Linked DNA regions of Mus musculus: all the other regions are linked to region 1. The links are chromatin loops, found by intact Hi-C in ENCODE. Cell type or tissue: gastrocnemius. All regions are shown on one strand. Region 1 overlaps Wdr27 (WD repeat domain 27). Region 2 has its middle 3.8 kb from the start of Thbs2. Region 3 has its middle 4.8 kb from the start of Gm41531. Region 4 holds the start of Gm34916 (a long non-coding RNA gene). Region 5 overlaps Smoc2 (SPARC related modular calcium binding 2). Region 6 overlaps Gm41531 (a long non-coding RNA gene). Region 7 has its middle 24 kb from the start of Gm34916.

Region 1 (4,000 bases):
ATTACCTCTGCGATATAACAAGAAACTAACAAAGTTAGCTGTGCTTTACTGTGGGCATTTTGCTATTTTTACACCATAACAAATGTAAATATATATTTAATGTATGTCAATAGACATACCACACACCAAGAGTGTGTTACTACGTGTTAAATATGCATGTACTTCATATGTGAATAAGAAACTGACCCACCACTGTGTATCCACTGTAGTAAAACAGATCCTCATTATATCTGTTGTTGGTGTTCCCCAAAGAGAGACTGCCAGCTGTGACAGTCCATAGCTCAGGGTCACTAAGCAGTCTGGATCTATTGCTGGTCTCCCCTAAAGAGGGCTGACAGCTGTTACCATCTATAGCTCAGGGTCACTAAGAACTTTGTCTGATGTCACTGACCACCATGGCACAGGTGCTCACGTACACATTACCAAAAGCAGCATGAGTTCTGTCCTGTGAACTGACCACACCCTCAGTGTCCGGTCTCGGCCTGTAGACAGCAGCCACCTCTTGTCATGGCTCCAGCAGATAGTGCTCACAGCTCCATCATGACCTGGGTATTCAGGAAAAAGGGAAACCAAGTAGAATGTCTGTCTGTATAAGAACAGGCCAGAGCTGCTGCTTCTCAAGGAATAAGGGAAGCAGTTTCTTGCTGCCAGGCTAAAAGACCAATCACATCATCAGATAACCTTGCATTAAAGGTGTTTTAAAAAGAAAATTCAGGTTTTTCTTCTTTCCTTGCCCCTGCTCCTGGAATGGTGAATCTGAAACTAATTATTTATTATGAAATCCTAGGCCATAAGCTTTGGCTTATTTCCTGACTAGCTCATAACATATTTAACCATTTAAACTATTCTGTCTACCATTTAGCTAGTTACCCCAACCCCTTTGGTCCCAGCCTGCTTCTTCCTTTGTGTCTCCTCAGCATCTCTCGGCATTTCCCTGAGTTCATTTACCTGCTGGTTTATATCTGTCTTACTATTTCCCAGGATCCTCTCTCTTCCTGCTGTGCTCTGCCTCCTATTTCTTGCCTCAGCTCACTGGCCATTAGCTCTTTTATTGACAGGTAGTGCTTATAAAAGATTCTCCGTACATAAAGGCCTACTGATGAGGGTTGGAGAGGAGGCCTCTCTAAGATCTCACATTTCTTAAAGTTCTGACTTCATGTGCCCAGATCAGAGGAAGTTCTAATACCACAGTATAACAAGCAGTGTTCTAAAAGATCGTACAGAGATCTCGGGACCCTGTGATGATCTATCAGTATAAATAAGCCTTTTCTTTTAGTTTCAAAGGGAGAAAACAGGAGAACTCACTAAGGATGCTTGGACATGCTCTGATCATCTGCTCTGGCCAATGGCTGCTTTGGATGCTGGCTTATACAGGTGCTAGCATACCGCCTGCTAGGGAGCCCACAGGCAGGTGGGACTGACCTTCAGCTATGCGGTCCCTACTCCTCAATCTCCTTCTGACAAGGAACGTGCTGTCTCCTAATCTCACCTTTGCCCTTACAGTCTCTATAAAGCAAACTTGAAACCACAGCTACCTGAGTTTCCGAGAGACCCAAGAGCCCAAGGATTCATGGAAGCAGACACTTGGAGACAGCATCATGGGCTCTCTCCTGGGCGAGCCAATGGAAACAGGTAGACAGGAGAACTGGAGGCTGCACAGTGTCAGGCAAACGGAGAACACCAGTGACCCGAGACACGCTGAACCATCACATTCCACCCCAAGGTGCCCTGTGGTACACTCTGCAGCGTAAGGAACCACAACTTTGACAAGAATCTAACAGGAACCTCCCACCCAGGCTGCTCTCTGCACGGGAACTTGCACACTGCAATTGAAAGGGCATTCAGTGAATCAGTATCACCAGAGCACACTGGCCAGAAAGCCACCAAAATAGAACTGGAAAGCCAGAAAGTACTGTAAGTAGAATGCCACTCTGAAATGGGACCTCAAAACAGCAAAAAGTTACCAAGCAGAAAAATTATGCCAAATGCCTTTGCTGCCCTCTTGTGTCAAGTTCTGGCATTTTCCACAAAAGAACAAAGGACCTCTCAAATGTGCAAAAAAACATTTACTCACTACTGTGGGAACACAACGTGGAGCACTGTGAAAATCTGTGTGGAAGCTGGTCAAACAGCTGGAAAAAGACTATCACATGATCCAGCTCTAGCACTGCATACCCAAAGGACTCTATATCCTACTGTAGAGACGGTTGCTCCTCCATGTTCACAATTGGCTCTAGTCACAACAGTCAGAATATGGAAACAGCCTGTGTGTCTATCAACTCATCTATGTACAATGAAGACATAGGATATTTATTTCCTACGCTATTCAGCCCTTAAGAAAAGCACAATTATGAAATCCCCAGGTAAACGGATATGGGTGGAAACAACCATCCTGAGAGTAGTAACCCAGACTCAGAAACACCAACTTTGCATGTTTTCTCAAATCCATAGGTGTTATCTTTGAGTCTTCCGATATGTGTGTTTCATCTGGAATTCCTATGGAATTCAGAAAATTAGTAAGGGACCCTGGGGTGGGGCTTTCAAGGGAGCAAAGAGCAAATGGAATGGTATAAAGAGCCGGGCAGTGGTGGCGCACGCCTTTAATCCCAGCACTTGGGAGGCAGAGGCAGGCAGATTTCTGAGTTCAAGACCAGCCTAGTCTACAGTGTGAATTCCAGGACAGCCAGGGCTATACAGAGAAACCCTGTCTCGAAAAACAAAACAAAAAGAGAGAGGGGGGATGGTATAAAGAGGTGACGGCCAGTAATGGGAAAGGGAAGGTTAAATGGGGTAGAGGCTGGGAACAAAGAGTAGAGGACGGAACATGAGGGGTGACTAACACTGAAGAACTTTTGAAAAAGTCACATGGAAGCCTACCACTGTAAAAGTAAGTATACTTAAAATGTATACTACATATATAAGAAGAATTTAAATGGAGTTACTCTATAATGGGGTGGCAAACCCCTCCTAGATACCATAGGCTAACAAATGAAAAGCCCAGAGTCCAGAATGATTACCACTTTTGGACTTACTGGCCACTGGGGTCCCACAGAACTCCGAATATTACAGGCCATTGCCAATGTTATTGGCTACCATCCAGAGACTGACGGTAAGACCCTATTGATAGAAACACACATGCTTGGGTCACAGACTATAAAGAAATGAAGCTGGTTAGAACCTGAGGCTTCATCCCTTCTGGCTGGCTTCCATAGTACTGGGCGGTGCTGTGCATTCTACCACAGAGAAGTTATCATAAGTCATACCTGGCTGCAAACTCTGAATGCTGCCATCAGCCTGACAGGACACGGCTATTGTAATAATGGTGTGAATATAATAGTGATAAACTATATTCTGATTGGATTTAAGGCCCATCCACAAATTGAAACCCATACTAGGCACCAACATCAGGCTAAGAACCTGTGGCTAGTAGACATAGGGGGAGCATTGTCCTAGTGCTCTGCTGAACAGCCACAGTGTGATACTGACTCCCGATGACTTAACCTCATAGCCATGGATTAGTGCGCCTCTCAGCCTTCAGCACATTCACTGCCGTCCTCAGCAGGCGGTGATTAACACAGAGACCTACCACTGGTGAAGATGCAAACATAGTAAGAGACTGAAGTGCTCAATCTGAATGGGACATTGACATCCAGCTAGAGCACTCCCTCCCAGGGCTCAGGAGAAGAAACAGAGGCTGAAAGGGCCAGAGATGGCAGAGCAAGAAAACTCTTTTCCAGATACAGCAGGGCAGTTGGCATATAAACACACAGCAGTTCTGGCAGCATGAGTAAGACTTGTGCAAGCTCAAACCAGCTGGGAGAGGGAGAGTCTGCTTTCTTTAAGGGCCTGGCCCTCGTAGGTCAAACTCCAGTGAAGGCCAGACAGACAAAAGCTCATGGATAACACAAATTGGAACTGATGGGTTTAAAACAAAACAAAACAAAGCAAAGCAAAACAAGAACATAAAGCAGCAGGGTGGGTAAAGAAGGGGTGAATATGT
Region 2 (4,000 bases), 210 kb before region 1:
TGTCATTGACCCTCATGTCCATTCTATAGCATAAAGGGGACTGACTCTCCAAGCCACCTTACTCAGTGCCCTTGGAAGGGGTATGATGTAGCAATGGGGCCAGTAAAAAGATAATAGAGAAGCTGGGGTTATCCAAGTAACATGTGAGGAAGGCACAAGACACAGAGAGGGGTAGAGAGAGGAAGGTCTGAGGGAGTGTGTCTATGGGACTCTGTGGATGTTAATTTGCTGGACCAGAGTCTTCATATAGGAGAACACTAAGATGAAGTCGTGTCAAAGGAAGTCTGTTCCCACCAACTGCTTCTGCCCTCATTAGAATAGAAGAGTGTCAACCCAATGACAGGAGTGATAGTGATCAGAGGTACTTGGCCATCCCTGGCTGGGCCGCTGTGGGAGTGCAAGACTGGAAAGCACGGTTGAATGCTGCAGTGCGGTCAGCTCTGTGCCGAGCCCTCATTAGGTCTATTCTGAGGACACACTACTGATGCTTTCTGTGGCCATTGACTGTCTGGCAGCTCTGGGCAAAGAACTGTCAGCCAAGCCAACCATTTTCTGGCAACCAGCCATACTGTCTACATAGCGGAGTTGGTGGCTTTGTACACTTTACAGTAATTCTAAGGATCCTTCAGCACTCTCAGAAGGTCAGGACATGGCTGAAGACATGCTTCAGCAATGACCACTCTGGAAAGCCCACAGTAGTAAACACTAGATAACTCTGTAGTTATTATATTCATCCAGGTCAGAGGAAAGCACTTCCCCTGGTGACCCAACAGAAGGGCTGGGGTCGGTATAATGCCATGTTTCACTTTCAAAAAAAGTTGATCATGACTGATTAAAATGCCCTTGTCACTCACATTCCTTTCTGGTTACATAAACAGTTCACTTTTCAAGTGAACTGGAAGGCACACTTCCATGCTGCTCTTCGTACTGAAGAACTAGGCTCAATGAAAGTCTCCTTCTAAGTGATCTTGTCTTTGTCTCTTGACTTTGTCAAAAACAGAGCAGCCTGTACTGGGAACACAAAGAAGAGGTCAAAGAGAAGTAGCAACAGTGGCATCAGAACCAACGATGGGACACATAGCAGCAAGAAGGAAACTCAGAGAGTTCCAGAGAGTGTCAGAAGAGTGAATATAAACAAGATTGTAAGAGAACATGGAGCCTCGTTCCTGGGAGTGTTCCGGAGAGCTGCCAAGGGTCCTGACATGCAAGGCTCAAAAACTGCGACACTTATGGCCATTAGGAGCCATAGATCATGCATGACTGAGAAGGCTTGAGAGCCGCAATATTAGGTGGTTCAGACGGATTCTTCTATAGCAGCTGCCAAGAACCAAAGATAACTCCAGTTTACCAGTGCCAGGATTCTGACAACTGAAGCCCAAGGCAGTAAGACTTCAGCCTGAGTCTGCAGAGCTACATGTCTCCCACCCTAGCACCAGACACATGAGCTTCTGGGTCTCAAAACTATAAACCTCAGACTGTAAAGTCTGCTGTCATTGATGCTCACACTCTTTGGTATTCGTGAGCCCGGGTCTGCCAGCACTGAACAAGCAAGTCCACTACTCATAACTTTCCTCTGTGTTTAGCTCAGGGACTCAGCCAGCTGACTGTAACCAGAATACATACAATAAAGCAGGTGGATCCTAGAGTAGCGTTTATTCAGTTTGAGTATCATCAAGGACTTCTAGGAACACTAAGGACATAGGAGACAGGAATGGTCCCCAGGCACTAGAGCCTGGTCTATTCGCGTCATGAATTCAGACTTTTGGCCCCCAGAACTGTGGGACAATTTTTTTCCTTTAACCCTCACCTGTCAGACACACTGCTTAACAGACATCTCACTTGGCAGAAACACTGCTGGACAGAAACCTGTCATGAGGAACATACAGCCTCATAGATACCGTGCCTCAAGCTCAGTACTACAGATATCATTTAAAAACTACCCTATAATACTATGCAAGCAGCATAATGGGAATTCCCATTATGTCCCACAGAGGACAAGTCCTACTGATCTACTGCATCTTAGTTCAGCTCAGACGGAAAACCAGGGTAGCCAGTGATGCTGGCCTAATGGCAGGGGGAGGAGGGAAGAGAACAGGGTAGTGAGTGTGGAGAAGTTGGAGGAGAGACTAGAGCACCCCACACAATCCTGCTGGAAACACTTCCTAAAAGCAGGATAAAAGCTTATTATACCAATGCAAGTCAGATAGGGGGCGTTGGTGATGAAGCAAGAGGTCCTGAGAGGATGAGCTGTTCTAATCATATAAACTCTGCCCCAGAGCTGGAGGTCAGTGTGATCTCCACAGGCAACACATTCTGTCAGATCAATGCTTTCAGAACATAGGCATCAGACGCCCACGTGTGGCTGGACTGTGATCCACAGAAGGGAAAGTTCAAGTTCATCTCTTGAAAGCAGTGGGGATAGTGTGGACAGGATAATGGATCAGATGGGCATACACCCCTCCAGATCCCGAGACTGTGCAGAACAAGAGACAGGCCTAACGAGTGATCAGCTGAGTTCAATTCTGAGCTGAATGTCCGTGTGGCACAGGAACATACTTGTAAGGGATGGATAAATTAGTCTCCTTTATACCTAAGGTTCACAGTACTTAAAGGAGTTGGACAGCCCAGCTCAGCAGTCTTGGAGGTCTTGGAGGCCTTCACTTGGGAGGAGATTTCTTCCACACAACCAGTGTTGCCCAGGATCTAATAACCAGAATCTAAGAAGAGGCTGCAGCTGCTGTGGGCAGAAGGAACAGAAGTTCAAAATTGAGAATCCGGGTCCTAGTTTCCTGGCCTTTGTGCTCATGGTCACGTTTCTGGAGAGCCACTCTGAATCGACAGAGCAAATGAGAGTAAGGTCAAATAGACTTGGAGTGGTAGGATTATGTTTGACCAGTGGTGATAGGACTCTGGAAGGGTATGTAGATATCCAGAGTGTGGCCTGAGGGCCCCTCACCCACTTACCCACTGGTGCAGGGGGCACTTATGAAGCCTGGGTGCAGAGATTGAGTGCCATAGTGAGAAGGGACAGAATATTTGTATGTTGAGGCTTTTGTGGGCTGGGCTCCTCCTTCTATTACATCTCTGCAGGTGGCACCAGCTGATGCTTCATGCCATCTTCTGGAGTGTGTACAATCCTGCTTTGGATATATGACTTAGTCATCAGCTGATTATAGATTATGACAAGCCCTCTGAGTAGAAAAGGTCACACATGAGCACAGAAAGGGAGCAGGGAGAAGAAGCAAATCCAATGTCTGGGCAACACCAATCCCTCCCTAATGGAGTTTTCTAGCTACTGCTTGATAGTTAAATCTAAAGATAGGAAATAAGAAATATATGGGTTGGAAAAAATAGGACATCCAAAATCCCAATACATAGTGTGAGAGTCAACATCTGCACATAGGTTCAAACCCCACATGCTCTCAGGGCGTCCCAGACAGGAAGGTGCTGAGGAGGTCTACTGATATCCACATGGTCATCTTTACACGACTGTGCTTGTTGACATCTGCGACCCTAGGAAGACATTCTCAGATACGGTATAAAGAAGGACTTGATCGCTGATGTAGAAAGGAAAAGGAAGAGACAGTAAGAGACTGTGGGCTGGTGTCTGGTGACAGGGTCCAAGAATTTCTCTGCTGCCAACGAAGGCGAAAAATGTAGGAGATAAACCAGTGTCTTGCCTTAATGTGGTAGTACAGCAGTCCCAAGATGGAAACAGAGAGATGATTGACTTGGTACCAGTCTGAGCCAGTTATCAAGATCACGGCTCAGAAAAGTCATGTGTCAAATAGGATATATGTGCAAGGAGACAGGTAAATGAGCCCTGTCCATCTGTCCCAACATCCTGAAGCCTCATTCACAGGACAGATGTGAGTGCCCATCAGGGACTATGACTGCAGTCGCTCAAGACTTGGCCACATATGGTTTGGGCACAAGACTTGGTAAAAAGGGTGAGGCCCACAGGTCAAAGACTTTGTGACACTCAGTGTCCTATCTGGAG
Region 3 (4,000 bases), 680 kb before region 1:
TTACTGTCAGGCGAGTCACCATCTCTGCTCTTGTCTAATATCTTTGCAATGCCTCTGGCTTTCACACAGATCCCTGAAGTACAGTGAGCCTGATTCTTACTGAATGCAGACGACTTTCCTTGCATTCTCCCCAGGACCAACACAAGTCCTTCACCGCTTTCTTGGGCTGGCTCCACCTGATTGCTAGTATCAAAACTTTCTTTTTTTAAAAAAAATTAAATTAATTAATTAATTAAGTAAAAATTTTATTAGATATTTTCTTCATTTACATTTCAAATGCTATCCCCAAATCCCCCTATGCCCTCCCCCCACCCTACTCCCCAACCCACCCACTCCTGCTTCCTGGCCCTGGCATTCCCCTGTACTGGGGCATATGATCTTCGCAAGACCAAAGGCCTCTCCTCCCACTGATGGCCAAGTAGGCCATCCTCTGCTACATATGCAGCTAGAGACACAGCTCTAGGGGGTACTGGTTCATATTGTTTCTCCTAAAGGGTTGCAGACCCCTTTAGCTCCTTGGGTACTTTCTCTAGCTCTTCCATTGGGGCCCCTGTGTTCCATCCAATAGCTGACTTTGAGCATCCACTTTTGTGTTTGCCAGGCACTGGCATAGCCTTACAAGAGAAAGCTATATCAGGGTCCTGTCAGCAAAATCTTTCTGGCGTCTGCAATAGTGTCTGTGTTTGGTGGTTGTATATGGGATGGCTTCCTGAGTGGGGCAGTCTCTGGATGGTCCTTCCTTCTTTCTCAGCTCCAAACAAAACTTTCATTTCTAGGTTTTATCTCTAGGTTTTAAAACCAAACCCATTCACTATTATAGCTTAATTTCCCTTTGTCTTATTGTTGTTGTTATATTTCTTTAAATACATCTTCAAATCATATACTGAATTTAGCCCATGCCATGAGAGGGCCTGAGTCTGCTCGGCCACATGGCTTCCTCGGGCTTTGCTTCTCTGGTTTGTTATCCATGTGCTCAGCGATTTACAGTTACAATCCTAGGTCTTCTTGAACTACACCTCAGGAGCACGGTCCCTCAGGGAAGTGTTACTTGCTCTGGCCTTTGTCCGGTGTCTGAGGGCTCCGTCACCTTGGAAGCACATACTGGGATTCATTTTTCTAGACATACAGTTGGATTCTTAAGGGAAGTTTCCTTGAGTTCTTCCTGCTTGGTCCAGAACCATGTCACAGTCAGGGTGGCTGGGGGGGTGGGGTGGGGGTGGGGGGCTCCTGTGCTCTCTGGGTTCCAGGTTTACAAGGATGGGACCAGGGGCACACTCTCCCTTGCAGCTTTGGCCTTTCCATCAGGTTCTACTCTATGGGGCTCAGGGGTAGCTATTTTAGATATGGATTTTCTTCTCTTACTTAAGTCATGGGTCATACGTCTTTGTTGAGTTGGAGGGTCATGTGTCCTTGTCATGCTGGAGATTTTTCTACTTTTATACGTGCTCATCAATACATATTAAAAGTTTATTAATTTAAAAGGATCAATACTCCGAGGCTTTTGTGGTTTGGCTGAGGCAGCAGGACCTAGGCTGTGAGGACTCAGCCGTCTAGACAGCGTTTTGATGCCAAATGAGAGTACACTAAAAGTATCGTTGCTTCTAAAACAACCAGACATCTGTTTTTAAATGAACATCATAGCCTCTGGTGATGTGTGTGTGTGCATGTGTGTGTGCATGTGTCTGTGAACCTGCATGTGTGTGTGTGTGTGTGTGCTCTTGCAAGTTTGCACTCTCACCTTCCAGTGTGGGAAGTGCGCCCTCTGGTGTTTATATGGGAGTTGCAGGGTCCTCAAAGAGAAGAGGAATATGGAGTGGCTCAGAATTCTCCCCCATAGGAAACCTAGAGAACCTCATTTTCTTGTAGAAATTAGAATGAAATTCACCAGTCCTTCCCACACTGAAGAATGTTAAGCTTATGGCCTTATTTGAAGTCCACTTGCCCACTGTGCGAAAAAGGTCTGAAAGCTTGACTGTTTAGCGGGTCTTACCTGTGTTCTCTTTGTGTGCAAGATGAGGGTTTGATAACAAGTACTTCATGCCCTACCCAGTTCAGAAGCCATGTCATCAGAGCTGCACAGGCTTCTGCTACCTGACAGACGCAGCCTTACCGCAGTGTTTCAGGGTCACACTTTTTATTTTAGCTACATCTGAGGGAGGGGGTCTGACATGTGGAGAGTTCTGGAAGACTTGCATCACAGTGAAGAAGCAATTCAGAACACCTCCAGTGATTTGTGGGTATGGATAGATATGGTTGAAATAAGGACGGGGGGGGGGGAGGAAGGGGAAGAGGAGGAGGAGAGGAGAGAAGAGGAGGAGGAGGGGAGGGGAGGAAAAGGGAGGGGAGGGGAGGGGAGGGGAGGGGAGGGGAGGGGAGGGGAGAGGGAAAGAACTTGTCAGAACTGGGTTGGGTACTGGAAAGGCTTCAAAGACCTTCGAATAAACTGAGACTGAAGAGTTAGGGGGCCTTGTGGGAGACTGAATGAACATGAGATTCTGAGTTCAGAACCCTGGCACCCACCTAAGAGCAGGCAGGTCCAGTGGCTCCCTGTAATCTCAGCCACTCAAGAAGCATAGACAGTACATCCTTGGAGTAAGCTGGCTAGCTGGACTAGTCAGAATTGGAGATCTGTGGGTTCAGTGGAGAGACCCTTAATGTCAACTTTAGGTCTTGATGTGCACACACACATGTGTGCGTCCACATGCACATACAAGAAGTAACCATACAGAGCAGGTGAGTGGAGATCTGTGTGACCATCCATCCGCTGGCTACACAGCAGCCTCTGGAGCCAGGAGCGGCTTGGACCATGCATGCGTGGAGCACAGAGGGAAACCATTAGAGCATGCATCCTAATCGCTAGGGGCTCATGGTGCCCCGTGTACTCTCCAGAGAGGTGGTTTATTCTGTGACGATTACATTACACCTCAATAAGGCTGCTGGAAATTGAAAATGCAAACTGGGTTATCCATTCATGCCACCAACTCAAACTACAGTCATTTTCTTTCTCCCCCCCCCCCCCCCCCATTTGTGTTGCTTGCTGTCACGTATGTAAGCTTCCTAAGTCAAGGATTCCCCTTTGTCCCAGCAGGGAGGAATTCCTCAGCTGCTGGTGGCCTTGTGGCTGTCTCCCTGCCCTCTAATCCTGTCAGTGCTGTTGGGGTCTGGCACCCCCTGGTGGAAAGAGGCCTTGGATGACCTTTTAAAAATTTATTTACATTCTTGTCGTTGCATGCCTTCCCCCCACACCCCCCACCCTCGGTCAGGTCCCCTCTCCCACAGTTCCTCATCCCATTCTTCCTCCCCCTTGCCTCCAAGAGGGTGCTCCCCCTCCACACCAGGCCTGCCCGTTCCCTGGGGGGTCTCAAGTCTCCATCTTCTCCCACTAAGGTCTGACCAGGCAGACCTCTGCTATACTTGTGCCTGAGGCCTCAGACTGGCCCGTGTATGCTCCTGATTGGTGGCTCAGTCTCTGGGAGGTCCCTGGGGTCTGGGTAAATTGAGAATGCTGGTCTTCCTATGGGATCACTCTCCCCTTCAACTTCTTCAGTCCTTTCCCTAATTCAACCATAGGGGTCCCTGACCTTAGTTCAATGGTTGGCTGTAAGTATCTGCTTCTGTCTCAGTCAGCTGCCTGTAGGGCCTCTCAGAGAACAGCCATGCCAGGCTCCCATCTGTAAGCACATCATAGCATCACTAATAGGCCTTGGATGTTCTCTCATGAGATGGATCCCAAGTTGGGCTGGTCATTGGACTGCCTTTCCTTCAGTCTCGTCTCCATTTTTACTCCTGCAGGTCTTTTAGACAGGAACAGTTTAGGGTCAGAAATTCTGACTGGGGGTTGGTAGCCCTGTCTCTCTGCTTGAGGCCCTGTCTGTCTACTGGAGGTGGACTCATCAAGTTTCCCCTCCTCAATGTTGAGCATCTTAGCTAAAGCCACCCCCATTGAGTTCTTAGACTCTTACCTCCCAGGTCTCTGGTACTTTCTAGAGGATCCCACACC
Region 4 (4,000 bases), 380 kb before region 1:
GAGGTTCAGTCCATTATCATCAAGGCAGGAGTATGGCGGCATCCAGGCAGGCATGGTACAGGAGGAGCTGAAAGTTCTACATCTTCATCTGCAGGCCCCTAGGGGACAACTGTCATATGATTAGGAGGAGGGTCTTAAAGCCCACACCCACAGTGATACACTTCCTCCAACGAGGCTACACTTCCAAATACTGCCACTCCCTGGCACCACAGTTTCCTTTTGTGCAAACAGGAGTTCTGTTTGGCTACAGATGGATCAGGAAATGTGTCTGTTGATCAATTACTATTTAGTAACTTTAGTGTAGTACCAAGGCTTTTCAAAAGGAAGCCATGGCTGCCCTGGTGGAGCTGGGCTCCTGTTGGAGAATCATCTTCCAGAGCATCATTTCTTCAGGGTTGAGATGTGAGTCAGGTCATGTGATTTCATCCTACTCTCTGCTACACTGCTTGCCATGAGCCCTGTGCAGTTTGCCTTTCATTGTCATGGTCTAAGGAAACCTTGTTTTTAGTGGTTCATGTCTGGTGAGCCCCTGCAATGTCCTGTCTCCTAAGCATGCCTGTGATGAGAGTCTTTTCATTTAGTTATATATTTTCCTGCCATATGGCTATTTGAGTTCATTATGGCTAGAGAATGCCTTCTGCAGAGCCAGACGTCTACCCTGCAGCTCTCTAGCCCTGCTGCAAAGCCAAGTGAAAATTAGGTCTATTGCTTCTCCATCCATGCTTGTCAGACAGAACTTTCCCTCTAGTCAGGGGAACTCAAGTAATGAACTTTGCTTATTGCACACCTAGGAGCCAGGATAACATTCCTCACAGAGCCTGGGTGCTTCCTTACCCTGACCTCAGTGTAACTCCTAGGAATACAGCAATCCAGGGTTGATTGGCACCATCTACACGGTGGTATCCTATGACAGTCGCACTGAGGCTACCACACTGCGGAGCCAGCACCTCTTAGATACGTTCATTTCAGCAACACTCACGGAGGTTTTACCAACCATCTGGGTTTGTACTGTCACTTTGAGACAGTGGGTGGACTCACTTGGTCCTGAGCACCGGGCTACTCTTTTCCTTCTGTATCTGTAACCCATCTATGGCTGCAGCAAGCCTCAAACTGGACTTCTTACAATAATGTTTTCAGAGTGGCATCAGCAATAAGAGTTCCTATTTTCTTTGCCTCCCGACCCCATGTGAGTATATTTCTGGTTTTAGTGTTTAGACATTTATAATTTATTCCTGTTTCCCTAAAACTCCACTCTCTCTCCCCTTTGGCCCTTTTACTGGCCATATTCTCGTCAGAGAATATGGAATACCAGAGCTTTGGAATACAAAGAGAGCACTTGGATACATTATTCTAGCACGGGCAATCCGAGGAGGGAGCCTCCTCCTGGTGTCTTATGCTGTCTTAGGGGTTATTTATTGCATCACTAGCTGTCTTAGTTAGGCTTTCTTTGCTGAGATAAAACACCGTGACCAAAATGCAAATAGGGGAGGAAAGGGTTCATTTGGCTTACATTTCCACAGTACTGTTTATCATTGAAGGGAGTCAAGACAGGAACTCAAACAGGGCAGGAACCTGGAGGCAAGAGGAGACGTGGAAGCCATGGAGGGGTGCTGCTTACTGGCTTGCTCCCTGTGGCTTGCTCAGCTTGCTTTCTTATAGAACCCAGGACCACAAGCCCAGGGATGGCACCACCCACAATGAGCTGGGCCCTCCCTATCAATCACTAATTAAGAAAATGCCTTACAGGCTTGCCTACAACTCAATCTTATGGAGGTGTTTTCAACTGAAGCTCCTTCTCCTCTGATGACTCTAGCTTCTGTTGAGTTGCTATAAACCTATCCAGCACACCTGTCTTGACAAACAGATGGTGTTTTGACATGGCTTTGAGGTTGATAATAACACACTTATTATCCTCTTAATAGACTGTTGAGTTAAATATCAGAGAAAATAAGATAACACCTTGACTCAAAATTTGGGGTCAGAACTATAAGTCTGAATCAAGCTTCTCCCACGGGAACAGATAGATTATCTGTCAGCATTTGGGATGCTGATGTGCTGTTTTTTCGTTTGCTCTCATAGGGTCACATCAGAACCATCTGAGAAATGTGTAAATAAAATATCATTATTCATTTAAAGACCAAATAGTTAATCTAATGAATTTTAACTACAGCAAATCTAAGCCACTTATGCGTTTGTAGTGCAGTTATGACCACCAGAGGGCGCCTGAAACTTGCATTTAGTATATGGCTTCTCTCAAATCAACCTAGGCCTTTCTGGTTAGTTTAGTTTGCCTTTGTTTTTATCCTTAGGCGTAATCCTTCTACTTTAAAACATATAAACTTCCCATCGTTTAATAAGGGAACGTGTTAGTGTCACGTATGTAGTTTTAAGGAGCACATCAACCTCCCACAGGACTGGACAGACTTCATCTGACTTCTGAAAGCACTCATGCGCCTGTGATACACACAGCCGCCATGTATCCTCTGGGCATACACTAGATACAGAAAATGAGCACTTGTGTGCGTGTGCCTGTGTCTGTTCTAGATAATGACTGACAATGTGCACACATGTATGTTTCAGCATATATCTGACATGTGTTGACTGTGTTCTGGACCAGTGAGCCAGTAAGCCATGCACCGAAGAGAGAGGCTGGCTGTGTATAGTGCCCATGCCTACTCTGCCTGCCAGGCTCCGAGCCATGACCCTCTGCTGTGCTGTTAATCAAATACATCTCATCCCTTCCTGCCCGCTAAGTGCTTCCTGATCTATGACCAGCAGGTAGCTGCTATTTTGGGACCACAGCAGAGACCCTGAGTTTTAGAAAAGTCTTTCTGACCTGGACAGAAACTGTGTCTACTATTGTGGGATCTGAGTTTGGCCTGATTGATTCTGGTACTCACAGAGGAAAATCACTTTGAGTTGTTTTAATATATTTAAACATAGGCTAAAGTTAAACAATATGGCCACCCACAGAATGAGAGCGAGATCACCACGGTCTCTATAGAGACCGGATCATCACAAGGGAAACAGAAATGCACATTTCTATAAAAGCAAAGGCAGAACCCAGATAAAACTCTGAAGAAAAGCAGTGGTGGCTGACGGGAGCGAGGACAGCAGGCCTGGCAGGCTGTGTGCATCTATGTGTACAACCCCGGAGACTACACTAGAGGGTGATTATTTTAGAATTTCTCTGGACCCAAACTGGATTATATTAGAGTTTGGGTTCCGACTGCTTCCTGAAACACACCATAATTGGCTTAGAAAAATGCACTGCAGGGGGGTTTCATTTAATTCTCGATAGTATAACGATGACAGCCCCAGGAAATGGAGCCTCAGAAGAGAATGTGGGGGGAGAGGGAGATAAAGGAGGCAGGAATTGAACTTCTAAAGCTGAGTGAAATACTCTCTCTCAACAAGGCTACATAAACCACTCCACATGAAAACCCCGTGTCCTAAGCAACAGAGCCCAGTGACATCTGTTTTGTGGAGGACACTTAATGCACACACTGCTTCCAAAGTAATCAGAACAGGGATCCAAAATATCTGCAAGTGCCAGCCCACAGACCAGAGAGTGCTGCTCTGCCTGTCTGGGAGTGCTAATGGTCGCGCTACAGAGATGGCTCTGAAGAAGCTGGTGTGGTAGTAGTATACACCCAAGGCCAGCCTCGGCTATGTAACATAATGCTGTCACCAAATAAAGTCATGAAGCAAGAAAAAAAAAATCCTCTACAACTCTCCATGGTCACAGTAGCTGTGAGCACCCCAGGCTCACTCCATGGGACTCTGTTTGCACATGTTAATCAGCATATGGTATCTCTCATTCTCAACTTCTCCTCTGCCAACCGACTTGTATTTTTCCATACCCAGTATCCATTGTCCCTTTTATCCCAGGCCATTTCAGCTTTGTCCAATACATTAGAGACAGTTTTAATTCATTATAACTAGAGCCATCTTCCTTGTCCAGAAATCCTCCATTTTGATGCATCCATGACATAACAGT
Region 5 (4,000 bases), 620 kb before region 1:
TGCTACATCCTTGAGGGGAAGTGAACAGGCAGAGGGTACTCCTGTTGTCTGGCTGGAAGAGTGGCTCTGACCTGTTTGTCCTGCCTCTGAAGCGACAATGCACACCATGGCACACACTTCACCACTTCACTTTCTTCTAGAGGAGCTTATTTTTAAAAGGGATTTGAAGAGGGAAGAGAGGGGAGAGAGGGGAGGGGGTGAGAAACAGAGAAACAGAGAGAAGGGAGAGAGGGAGAGAGAGGCAGGCGAAGAGGGGGAGAGAGGGGAAGAGGGAAAGAGAAAGAGAGAGAGGGAGAGAGACAAGGGAGAGAAGAAGAGAGGGAGAGGAGGGGAGAGAAGGGTGGAGAAGGGGGAGGGAGTTGGAGAGGGAGACAGGGAGATGGAGAGGGAGAGAGAAAGAAAAAGAGAGGGGGAGAGAGGGAGAGAGAGAGGGTGGAGCAAAGGAAGGTACTATTGAAGGAAACCAGATACCGATGTATGGATCACAGGCCTTTTCCAGGACAGTGCTGGCTAGACCTGCTGTCCAGGACGTGAGTGAGTGCACAGGACATTTTACACATGGAGACAGGGTGATACCCTGAACCCTGCCCCCTTTCTCTTTCACACATCATGGGTTACATGCATGGTGAGGCGCCCTCCCTGAACACGTGTCATGTCTGGAGCTCCCTGCAGGAGTGGTACAGGGACTTTAATTCCAGTACAGGTTCAGAATCTGTCAAGTCAAGACTGCCTGCTCTTCAACCAATAAGAACTATCACCATTTCTTCTTCTTTGAGGACTGCTTGTCCATTCCAGGGTTGAAAGGAGATGGTAGGACTCTACAGAATCTTGTTCCTAGCCCTGTCTCTTCAGACCTAGTTTCTGTTGTCAGGGGTGGATGGGTTTGTGTGAAGCTGACACTGTGGTTCTCAGTGCTTGTGTGGGACAGTGACCCTTACTGTTTTCCCCCACTGGCCCCCCACAAAAGGGTTACTGGCCATCTAATACATGTGACCGTCCGTCCGTACAAGACAAGTGTGCCAAAATTCACTGACATAAACACAACTTTGAACTACGATGTATGCTGGTGGCTGCCTACTACGCCTAATGACTTCCTGAGATTCTAACCAGTCGCCCTTAGCTGTGTTTTTGTTTGTAAACCTTTCTGTCACAGGAATACTTTATCAGTGCCGATCACAGGCGTTTGTACTTGGGTGTCTTATTTCAGGTTGGAAATCCCCTTTGGGTGACGCCCATGCCGGGTGCTTCTGGTTTTTCATGCAGAGGGGCTTCCTTAGCTCCCGGGTTGTGCTTGTCCAAGGCTCGTTCCACCAGGTGAAGCTCATCTGGTTTTCATTGGCTGCTTAACTCAGTGTCCCTGGATAAAGCCTCAGGAGACTTGGAAAAATCACAGCTTCCAGCCTTCCCATGATTTAACTGTGGTCATTTATAAAATGCTAAATCGGATCCCCGAGTCGCACTAGGCCACTAGTAGTAGTTGAGGCTGTGTGACCAGCCCAGGCTGTTCATGGGTGTGAATTGTGATTGCAGCCCTCCTCACGTCACCCCTACCCCTTCTGAGGGGCAGCACGAGGCCTTCTGTACATGGAATCGAGATACCTGCACTAATAACCAAACTGTCTTTGCTCTCTGTAGTGTTCTTTCAGCTTTCTGAGCTCCTCCAGATGCTATCACACTTGCCCTCACCCTCTCCTTACCAGATGACTATAAATATATGTCCTGGCTGTGTGCAGCTTGGAGTTTGGAAACCCCCTGCGGGTAAGGAAAGTGAGCAATAGCTGTGACCTGAACGCACACGCTCAAGTTCTTTCTTGAGCGGATACACAGATAGGTGCTGTGCCAATCAGTGTCTCACTCTTAAAAGGTTTATCTTTTGGGTAGAGTTGCCAAAGACAGATCTTTCTATTCATAGACATAATCCAGGTGGAGCTGTGAGTTCCCTTTCTGTACTCTTGGCTTCTCTCCCACCTTTCCACCCTCCCAGAGAGACACAGCCAGGTGCAATCTCTTGGCAGTACCAACCTAGCCCTCCGCCCTTTGGAAGGTGCTTCTAATGTTTCCCAAGTCTGCCACAGGAGGGCGCCCAAGGGCATGAGCTGTGTTTCAGACACCACAGCCCCATCGCAGCTTCCATCTACAGAGGCATCTTCTGCTCTGATTGAGCTCAGTCTTTCCAGCCTCAGACATTTGACTCAAGGCACAAAGTCCCAAGTGAGAGAACTAAAAAGCAGAGGCACTGTATTTGATACTTCTAATAGCTTTATTTAGAAGTCTGGGACATTTGTGTCAAACTCATGTTACACCCAAATATCAGATAGGGGTAGAAATTTGTCTTTAAAACAAGCCAGGCTGGGGGGAGTAACAGGAGGCTGGCATGTTCTGGGGTTTCTGTTTTGTTTCTGTTGCAAACTTAACTACCCCATTAATTGTAAAGCAGTGAGTAGAGTTATTTTGTTTGCTAAGTTAATATTGTATCCATTCTCTTCACAGTAAAGCTCTAAAATGTGACATTTTTAAAATGAATTTTAACCTATAGTAAAAGAAAACTAGCTACAGCAAGCAGATCACTGTCCTGTGGCCAGCACTGCAACAAGGGTTTGCTCCCTTTGTAGTTCAGCAAGTGTTTAAATGTGATTCATGGAAGGTGAACTACTGGCTTGATTTCCATTGAGACACACCCTTATTAGAGATATATTTATAGAGAGGGAGAGGGAGGGGGAAAGGGAGAGGCAGGAGGCAGGAGGCAGGAGGCAGGAGGCAGGAGGCAGGAGGCAGGAGGCAGGAGGCAGGAGGCAGGAGGCACAGGTGCTTGTATGGCCAGAGTTACAGACAGTTGTGAGCTGGCTGATACGGGTGCTGAAGTGCTGGAGTGGTCCTCTGGGAGAGCAGTACTTTCTCTTAGCCTGAGCCATCTCTCCAGTTCCTTGAACACACCCTCTTTGGCTATATTTTTGTCAAATACTTCCGTATAGATATTCTTACTAGACACTTTCTCCTCCCCCCCCCCTTTTTTTTTGAGACAGGGTTTCTCTGTGAAGCCCTGGCTGTCCTGGAACTCACTGTAGATCAGGCTGGCCTCGAACTCAGAAATCTGCCTGCCTCTGCCTCCAAGTGCTGGGATTAAAGGCATGCACCACCATAGGGCCACTGAGCCACATACTCAGCTCTGCTCTGTGTTTTCTTAGCAACATGCTCATTGGGACCATTGTTCTTGTTAGATACATTCTAAACAGATGCCCTGATGAGATGCACTCTTGTGTATATTCTTACAGATGGCATCTGGGTCAAAATCCATTTACATTTCTTTTATCCAAAAACCACAAGAAAATTAAAAAAAAAAAAAAACCAAACACTAATGCCCTCACTCAAATCTATGTCACCATTTCTATTGGTCCCTGCCCCCTTTTCTTTCTGTTACTTTTGAAATGTGCCAGACCTATCTCCCTATGTTGCCTAGCTGATTGGATTCTAGCAGCACCTCTCCTCAATTCTTTCCCTCTTTTATTTTCTCTTCTTCTTTCCATCCTTCCAGGTTTCCATCTGTCCCAGTCTCTATCTCTTCATCTCCCAGGCCTTTCCCAGTGTGCACTTCTTTGTTCCTGTCTGCCCCGTCCCCACCCACCCTGTGAGCAGATCTCTGCTGTCCTATAGTTGGGCTCTGCCCGGCTCCAGCTGCTGTTGAGTCTAGTAAGAACCAGTGAGGTTATCATAAGCTCCCAGGGAAGGATGGAGAGGCAGAGGCTGCAAACCATCTGAAGCAGAGAATATAAGACAGGTGAGTGAACTAGCCCCGAGCTAGATTGTTCTGCTTTGAATCTGAAAATGTCTCAAAGGCTCAAAGTTAAGGTCACAGCTGAGGGCATTCTGAGTGGGCCTGATCCTAAGGGCACTAACCTGGTGATGGGGTTAGTTCACCTGAGTGGGCTGTGAGGAGACAGGGCTGGCTGGAGGAACGAGGCTGCTTGGAACATGTCTGTCAAGAGCACATCATGTTCTTGGA
Region 6 (4,000 bases), 670 kb before region 1:
CTCTTGGCTCCGTGCCTTTACTGCCGCTTGATGGATGATCTCCATGCTTTGCTTTAACCACCTCTGCGATGGATGCTGACATCTAACCCCACATCTTCCAGTACAAACAAGGAGCCATCGCAGGCGATGATAAATGGGACCAGGCCTGAGCAATGGAAACAGCTCTGCAGTATCCTTAGTGCTCTTCCCTCGGAGGGAGGCAGGATTAACCACACACTGGGCAGACAGAAGTTCTGTTCTTGGTTGGAGCCCGTAGGTGAAAAGCTCTGCTCACTAAGACTGTATTTACAGTCACTCGCAGCACTGTAGCTGTTTTGGTTTCTCATCTGGAGAATGACCTGCAGACTTGCTGGCTCAGTGCGAGGCCCTCAGTACTTTGTGATTCCGTTTCTAACTTTCTGCAAGATTTTGGCAAAAGCTGTGTCAAAGTGCGGAGCCTGAGTGATGAATGGTTTCAGAAGAAAGCTGGCAGAACACAGAGAACCCTGTGACCCTTAGTTAGCTGTGACAGCCACTCCCAGCTCCTCCTTAGGCAGACGGTGAATTAATTGATCTTCATTTTTTCTTCTCTTGCCCTTGCTCCAAATTGCAAAGGAGAGCAGAAAAAGCAGGGCCCACTCAAGGCTCCTTATTTCTAATCCATGCATGGGCTGCCCCTAAAGTTCCCCTCCCCTCCCCTCTCCCCTCCCCTCCCCTCCCCTCTCCCCTCCCCTCTGCCCTCCCCTCCCCTCCCCTCCCCTCCCCTCTGCCCTCCCCTCCCCTCCCCTCCCCTCCTCTCTCTCCCTCCCTCCCTCCCCCCCTCTTTCTCCCCTGCCTCTCTGCAAGCTCCCCTTCTCTCCCTGCAAATGCTTTCTTCCTGTAAGGTCTCTCTCATTGTGAGCTTTTTCTTTTTGGCTTGCAGGCTTTCTCCCTACAGCGCCCGCTCTTTCCCCTCCTTCCTCTGCAAGCTTTCCCCTGTAGGAGTCTCCAAGGAGAGCTTGCTGCATTGCCTCAGCCTGGCTGGGCATCCGAGCTAAAGAAGCAAGCATCAGAACAGAGAAGTTCTGGATGAAGATGGCCGCTTCTGACCCGACTTTCTGGATTACCAGGGAACCCTCAGAGACAGTTTAAGTTAGAGAATTTGTTAGGAGAAAGAAAACGGGCCTGCGTTCTCTCTCCCAGTCCTGCACAGAGGCGCCGTATTGGACTGGGTGTCACGAGCACACACCGCAATGTGCCTACACTTTCATGAGCAGGGCAGCAGTTGTGACACACTCTGAAGGTGTTCACATGGGGTCCCTGCCAAGATTGATGTTCCCACCCTATGAATTCCAGAAGCATCTATCTAAGAGGACTCTGTACAGTAGATATAATAGAAATGTATGTGTGGTCCTGTGACTTGTATATTTTTATGTCAGTGTATGTTAGGCACGAGGAGCAGCGAAACAGTGTGCAAAGGCTGCGTTGTGCCTGAGATGCCACACTGACAGGAATAAACACAGACTTTCTCATTCCTACCAGGAGGTGGGTCAGTAGCTTGTGCTCTAGTGCTCAGAAGTGGGTACACGGCTACCAGGAGCCTGGAGAGACCTAGAGTCCTTTCAACCTCTTGCTCATGAAATGACCAACTTGAGAAGTAGTGCCAGCAGGGGGCACCCTTGACCCACACTGGATGAAGCCCTCTGGCTCATTTCAGAGTTGGTCTTGAGTGGTGCCTAGCCTGTTACAAAAGAGAAGCAGTCCCTGTAAGCTTTCCACACTTAGCTTCAAATGTTCTGTTTGCTAAACCACAGGGAGGTCCTCCTTGGGGAGCAGCTATCTGCTTTGCCATAGATAGACCCAGATGTAAAGTCCACTGAAGGATTAGAGCAGCCAGATGGAGGCTGTTTGAGATATCCTCGGCAAACTGTGGCTGGGTCTAGGAGTTCTGCTGGCAATGGGCAGGCTGGACAGCAAGATTCAGGACCTCTTCATCCTCTCTGGTTCTTGAAGGTCAGTGGTTCAGGATTTTGTGACTTAGACAAGTACCACTCAAATGAATTGTTATTTTGCAAAACCAGCTTGTAATGAATACTTTGGTTAGAAAATGCAAGCGTGTCTGACCTCCTTTTCTGTCACTGGCAAAACAAAGAGGCAGAAGCCACACTCGGTCAACATGGTGCTGGCCCAGAAAATCTGAGCAAGTGGACAGAGCAGAAGACACAAGTTTCCCTGAGGTTGGATGCAAACACCTGCTGAATATCACTGGGTCTGGCCAATGTCCCTGTTACCTGAGTGTTGGAAAAAGCTACATCACTTCAGAAACACTCCATAGCTTTGGCACATGTACCTTAAGCCTCCTATGCCAGAATGGTGGGTGGTTTGAATGCAGAGGCATCCTGGACACAGGATGAAATGGACACAGGTGCTCTATTTAGTGTCTCATTCCTTCTTGTCCCCTAACCTGATTCTGGCCCCTCTATGACCTCATTTTAACTTGGCATCAGCCAAAGCTCCATTCCTGGCTACGTTCACATTCACAGGAACTAAGAGTTGGAGTTTTGATGTGTCGTGCTGAGTGACAAAACTCAGTTTGTAACAAGTTAGGGGGTGGGGTGGGGCTGTTTCCTCTGCTGCTGAGCACTTAGCCACCTGCAGGAACAGGTTATGAACCACTAGATGGCACTGGGATCTCAGGTACAGGTGTGTTCAAGGCTTTACGACCCAAGGCAGGGAAACTGATCCCCATAGTGGCCGTGGAGCTGGATAATGGCAAACCTTGGTGCTGAGACCCTAAAAGTTCTCTGCTTCTTCAAGAGTATTATGGTCAGAGTACAATGTTTTCTTGTTCCTTTATCAGTTCTGAAAAGGCTAGCACAGCCCCTAGGCCACCCTGTCTGGATGGTCCCAGACTCCACAAGCACTCTCAGCAGGTCAGGAGAAGGAGGAATGACGAGCAGATGCTGGAAAGAGAAATGTCTGTCTGTCTATCTGTCACCTGTTGCCCTGAGAAGGGTGTGGGGACAGATTCCTCTGAAAGTATCTTTGGTTAGTGCTGCAAAAAAGGGACGGAAATTTCCAGAACCAATAACCAGATCAGGTACAATGCCTTTGGGGTACCATGTGAACACTTGCATGCACATTAACAGGTACCCCCGAACATAGGAATACACAAAACGCACACGTACATGCATCCTTCACACAAGGATGCACACATGTGCACATATCTCTCATATATCTCTGTACCCAAGTATACATGTATGTGCTTGCTTACACAATTCTTGCACACATGTATATACACATACATATGCCCATATCTGTGCACACATCCTTACTTGGCCTTACTCACAGGTATACAAACCACCAGGAACACAGCCTGGCCAGAGGCCATAACAGTGTCACCTGTGGCCAGTTACTGGCCTAAGATGATATTCATGGTGACAAAGCCTGATCTAGATGTAGTTCAAAGACTCAGTCACTCTCCCTGCAGTCCTGTTGGTCTTGAGTCACCTCTTGGGTTGGTCTCCAGAGTGAGGCCTCCTTTGGGTCTCTCCCCAACCTACAGCCCAGCTCACTGCTCATCTTCTTCTCCATGGACACGTGTCTCCTAGAGAGTCTTCATCAGTGACATGAAGCAGCCAGCTGCCTGAATGAAGCTGACAAGGCCTTTCATTGGTTTTATGGCCGTATTTGGCTACTTAGATGTAGTTGGCTTTGATGTGGTGTGCCCGGAGCAGGAGCATGTGGCTGGCCCTCAGCAACAGTGCTCTCTGGGGGCTCCAGGCTGGTGGCTCTATCTTACAGTCTTTTATGGCCTTGCAGGTGCCCGAGGCCAGGATAAACTGGGCGGGCAGGCCGTTATTGATAAGGAAACTTAATACCTAACAAGTGCCAGGTGACATTTCCTCCTTGATCCACGAAGGGATGAGGGCTTAGATCTGAGCTGAGGTGAATAAAAAGGATGATTGTGAAGGGAAAGGAAAACAAACCGTCACCTGCCTGGCAGCGCCTAATGCGCACCTGTGTTGACTTACTGGTAACG
Region 7 (4,000 bases), 360 kb before region 1:
CCAGCAACTCTCCTCAGACACCAACAAACTGAATCTGAAATTCAGACCAAAAAGTAAAAAACATATGGAATCCACAACAATTCTGAGAGGGACTGTAGAGTGAGGAAAATAATGTCTTGAAACGAGGAATTTAACCAGTAAAATTATAGACCTCACAAGACCAGATTTTAATGCAAAGCTACACGATGATACAGTGTGGTGTTGTCACTGTGACAGGAACCATATGGTGTTGTCATGGAGACAAATACACTGTGATGTTCTCCTGATGATTGATGCAGTGTGGTGTTGCCATAGCAATAGGCAAATCAATAGGAAATGGTAGTATTCCAAACACAGAATCACATCTAGGTACAGAAAAGTGATTTTTACCAAAGGTGCATAGTCATTATAGTAAAGAAAAAGTATTTTCAGACAATGATGCTGGAGCAAGTGCATATTCATATGCCAAAAAAATAAAAAACAAGTCTATACCATGCACCATATGCAACGATTAATCCATATGTTATAGACCTGCCTGTGAAATGAGAAACTTTAAGCCTTCTACTAAAAACGTGAATCACAGCTGTGTAGACAGAATGAGGTATGTTACCAGATTCAGCAGGAAACTTATGATTCATGAAAGATGAAAATAATAAATTTGAGTTTAATAAAGCCAGAGACTTTGCATCACAGAAGATGCAGCTGGGAGAGTGCAAAGCTGAATACCGGACAAGGACAATCTGCAAATCCTGCATCACTGGATAGTGAAGTGGGTTTCTGAAGATTTCTACCCTTTACCTTCTTGCCTCTCTATGAGTGTTGTTACAACTCAATTAAAATAAAACTGTGCCTAGGGCTGTAGCTCAGTGCAAGAGCCCTTGGCTTGTGCACTGGAGATCCCTGCCTGCAACCCTCATTATAGTCAGGAAATAAAAGCAGAGAAGAAGCCATTGACAACACTTTATAGAGCTGTGGAGGTGGCTCAGGCGATATAGTGCTTTCTACATGACCCCGAGAACTGGAATTTAAATGCTCATGCCCAGAACTCATGTAAAGCCTGGTATAGTAGCACACATCCATAATTCTCATGCTCTTAGACCAGATTACGGTGGAGACAGGAGAATTCCTGGAAACTTACAAGGGAGCTGGTTGGCTGGAATTAATGGCAAACAAGAAGAGATACTGTCTCAGATAAGGTGGAAGTCAAAGATGGACTCTGATTTTCAAAAGTGTGCTGTGGAATGCACATGCATACAGTCCACAAACACAGAACTATGGTGAATTGCCATTCCATTATCACATGTGAAAGAATCCTGATCCCATAGGTGATACACACATTTTCCCACTGGAGAATGTTGGCACAATGACAGGATAGATTGATTCTCAGGGGCTCAGCCAAATGCTAAGAGCCTGTGTGCTTGCTGGAGCAGTGTGTGCTGTCTGCAAAAAAAAAAAAAAAAAAATTTTAACACCCAGAAATTCGTATACCTAAAGATGGATTGCAGAGGATAATGAGCATATCTAACGAACCGGCAATGACAAAACTCACATTTTAATCCAGAATCAGGAATCAGGAACTGGGACTCTGCAGCAAATTATGCAAGAGTGACCAGAGGGACTGCTAGGCTGGCCACTTGGTGGCGCCAGAGGGCCTCATACGAAACCCCACAGATCCGTTTTAGGTGAGGTCACTAATCACCTCGGAGCCAACCCCTCCACCCAGCGTGGGTGAGGAACTTCTGTATTCGGTATGGTTGTCGCACGAGATGAAGCAGGTTCATAACTCAGCTGTGACTCACTAGGAGAAATGAAGAAACGGGGACACTGGCCGATCCTCACCCTAACCTCAGAGTTCCCTTCTGGGCTTCTGCGTAATGAATTCTGACTGTCCTGGCCATTGTTCCACATTTCCCAGAATTGATTAGAACCTTTACTGGTCCACGACTTGAATGGCTAAGAAGGAAAATATGCAAACAAACATAATCACGCGGGTTTCAATGGGTGGGGACAAGCAGATGGCCCCAGCTCTGCTGGAGAGCTCTAGAAAATTTGGCTCCTACCCAGATACCCATTCAGTTCCTTGTTATGAAGACAGCCTGAGCTCCCTCGTGCCCGGCTCAGCCAGCATTTACTGTGCTTGGCAATGATCAAGGTGTGTGTCATCCTCAGAGTCTGCTTTCTGTGGCTGTACACTTCACTATCATGCAAGATCTTTATTTTCCCAATATCCAACCTTTCCTGACTCTGGAAGATCTACAGTCTTTAAAAGTTCTTGAGTGACAACTGGTCCTGGAGCTAGTAGGTACAAGCTGCCCCTTCTCTATTTCCGTTTTTCAGTATGCTTGTTATTGATATATAGAAAGGTTACTGTATTTGTGTTTGCATTAATTTTTGTCTTGCCACGTTGATGCACGTGTTTATAAGCTTTAAGGCAATTTTCTGTTTCATCTTTAGAATCGTGTGTGTGTGTGTGTGTGTGTGTGTGCGTGTGTGTGTGTGTGTGTGTGTGTGTGTGTGTTTGGTTTTGACATTAGGGAATCATGATCTCCTCCAAAGAGTTTGGCAGCATTCTTTCCCTTTCTATTTTGTTGGTATTTGTCATTCTTCAAAGATCTGCTAGAATTCGCTGATGAATACACTGGGTTCTTTTTAGTTGGGAGACATATTTATTATTATTATTATTATTATTATTATTATTATTATTAATTTCTGCTGCTGCTTCAATCATGTTGGTCTGTTTGGATCATTTATTTCTTTGTACTTTAACTTTCATAGGTCATATGAATCTAGAAAACTGTCTGTTCATTTCAGATTTTCCATGGCATGCCCTATATTTCTCTTTTCATCTCTAATTTTCTTGGTTTGGATCCTATCTTTTTCATTTGGTTAATAGCTAAGGGTTTGCCAGTCCTTTCCTCTCAGGACTTCTTTTATTGACACATAATTTTTGGAATGCTGAGTTTTCACTTTCATTCTATTCTAGGAACCTTTCTGCTTCCTCCTTGATTTCTTCGTGGCCTGGCTGTCATCCACAGTGGTTAGCTTCCATGTATTTGTGTGCTTCCAGTAGTCTCCCTTGCTGTGGCTACCCAGCCTTTTTATTTTGCTGTGATCAGATAGAATGCAGAAAGTGCTTTCAAATTTTATGTCCTAGCACGTAATCCATTTCTCAGAAAGCACCACAGGGATGTCTGTATGTTTTATAATGCCATTTAACTCTTTTTGTTTTGTCCAGATGACTTATTGAGAGTAGGGAGTTGAGGTCACTCACAATTACTTTATTGGGGTTAATCTGTGACTATACACTTAGCATTTGTTCTGACAAGCTGGAAGCTTTTCCACTGGGTGTGTATGTGTCTTAAACTATAAAATCTTGTGATGGATTTCCCATTAGTAAGTATGAAATGAACGTCCTTATCTCCCTCACTAGATTAGATCTGAAGTCTATTTCAACAGATGTTAACACAGAGACCCTGGCTTGTTTCCTAGTCTTGTCTATTGGCGGTAGAGCTCTCTATTCTTTACCCAAGTCTGTGTCTTTGCTAGTGAGGTGTGTTTCTCATGGGCAGCATAAAGATGGATCCTGATTTTTAATCCAAGCTTGTGATTTCTTTTAAGAGGGAAATGGAGACTATTAATATTCAAAGTTGTTATTAAGAGATGTGCATTAATTTCTGTCGTGCTGTTGCTTTGTGGTGGTTTTCTCTAGACTCCTTTAGCAGATTTATCCTGGCGTTAACTTTCTTCTGTGGCCTCTTGGGCATATTCATCCTTTTCAGTGTAAAGTGTCCTTTGTAAAGCTGGCTTAGTTGTTATAAATCCCTTTTGCTTGTTTTTATTATGGAAGGCTTTTCTTTTCAATTACGATAGATAGTGTTGCTGGGTATAAGTCTGATTCTCAGAAACACTCGCCAGTTTTATGGGGCAATGATGTTGTAACTTTAAAAGGATAAAAAGTGCCACTTTCTCCCCATCTCACCCTGGGGCAAGTCTAGGAGTCCAGCTGGACAGCATCGTGTTC

The links. A loop is a pair of places that touch in the nucleus more often than their neighbours do. Peaks named below come from ENCODE experiments on the same cell type or tissue, not always from the same donor. Only the 100,000 strongest peaks of a DNase experiment are listed, where the experiment ranks them.
Region 2: a loop joins it to region 1, with 2.1 times the contacts of the local background. A loop is called at or near these places in 2 of 42 quality-filtered maps.
Region 3: a loop joins it to region 1, with 3 times the contacts of the local background. A loop is called at or near these places in 20 of 42 quality-filtered maps.
Region 4: it touches region 1 in a loop (9-fold over the local background); 33 of 42 quality-filtered maps call a loop at or near these places.
Region 5: it touches region 1 in a loop (4-fold over the local background); 22 of 42 quality-filtered maps call a loop at or near these places.
Region 6: a loop joins it to region 1, with 2.9 times the contacts of the local background. A loop is called at or near these places in 20 of 42 quality-filtered maps.
Region 7: a loop joins it to region 1, with 11 times the contacts of the local background. A loop is called at or near these places in 28 of 42 quality-filtered maps.

The regions. Positions count from the first base shown.
Region 1 is chr17:14,903,014-14,907,013 of GRCm38, forward strand. Wdr27 (WD repeat domain 27) reads right to left here. Exons shown (of 25, transcript NM_175173.3): 18 at 424-545. Among named protein-coding and RNA genes, the nearest start is that of Wdr27, 38 kb to the right of the region's middle. In gastrocnemius, a CTCF peak has its summit at 2,009 (motif pointing left); a DNase peak (open chromatin) is centred at 2,003; H3K27ac peaks cover 961 bases.
Region 2 is chr17:14,696,050-14,700,049 of GRCm38, forward strand. No RefSeq gene overlaps it. Among named protein-coding and RNA genes, the nearest start is that of Thbs2, 3.8 kb to the left of the region's middle. In gastrocnemius, a CTCF peak has its summit at 2,368; a DNase peak (open chromatin) is centred at 511; H3K27ac peaks cover 184 bases.
Region 3 is chr17:14,219,260-14,223,259 of GRCm38, forward strand. No RefSeq gene overlaps it. Among named protein-coding and RNA genes, the nearest start is that of Gm41531, 4.8 kb to the right of the region's middle. In gastrocnemius, a CTCF peak has its summit at 1,774 (motif pointing left); DNase peaks (open chromatin) are centred at 1,760 and 3,191.
Region 4 is chr17:14,522,400-14,526,399 of GRCm38, forward strand. It overlaps Gm34916 (a long non-coding RNA gene), which reads right to left and starts at 27. Exons shown (of 3, transcript XR_385417.2): 1 at 1-27. In gastrocnemius, a CTCF peak has its summit at 2,198 (motif pointing right); a DNase peak (open chromatin) is centred at 2,219.
Region 5 is chr17:14,286,344-14,290,343 of GRCm38, forward strand. The region is part of intron 1 of Smoc2 (SPARC related modular calcium binding 2); the gene reads left to right. Among named protein-coding and RNA genes, the nearest start is that of Gm52280, 7.8 kb to the left of the region's middle. In gastrocnemius, a CTCF peak has its summit at 2,070 (motif pointing right); a DNase peak (open chromatin) is centred at 2,071; H3K4me3 peaks cover 170 bases; H3K27ac peaks cover 737 bases.
Region 6 is chr17:14,231,210-14,235,209 of GRCm38, forward strand. The region is part of intron 1 of Gm41531 (a long non-coding RNA gene); the gene reads left to right. Among named protein-coding and RNA genes, the nearest start is that of Gm41531, 7.1 kb to the left of the region's middle. In gastrocnemius, CTCF peaks have their summits at 1,628 (motif pointing right) and 2,637 (motif pointing right); a DNase peak (open chromatin) is centred at 1,629.
Region 7 is chr17:14,544,303-14,548,302 of GRCm38, forward strand. No RefSeq gene overlaps it. Among named protein-coding and RNA genes, the nearest start is that of Gm34916, 24 kb to the left of the region's middle. In gastrocnemius, a CTCF peak has its summit at 1,606 (motif pointing right); DNase peaks (open chromatin) are centred at 1,643 and 2,031; H3K4me3 peaks cover 500 bases; H3K27ac peaks cover 1,449 bases.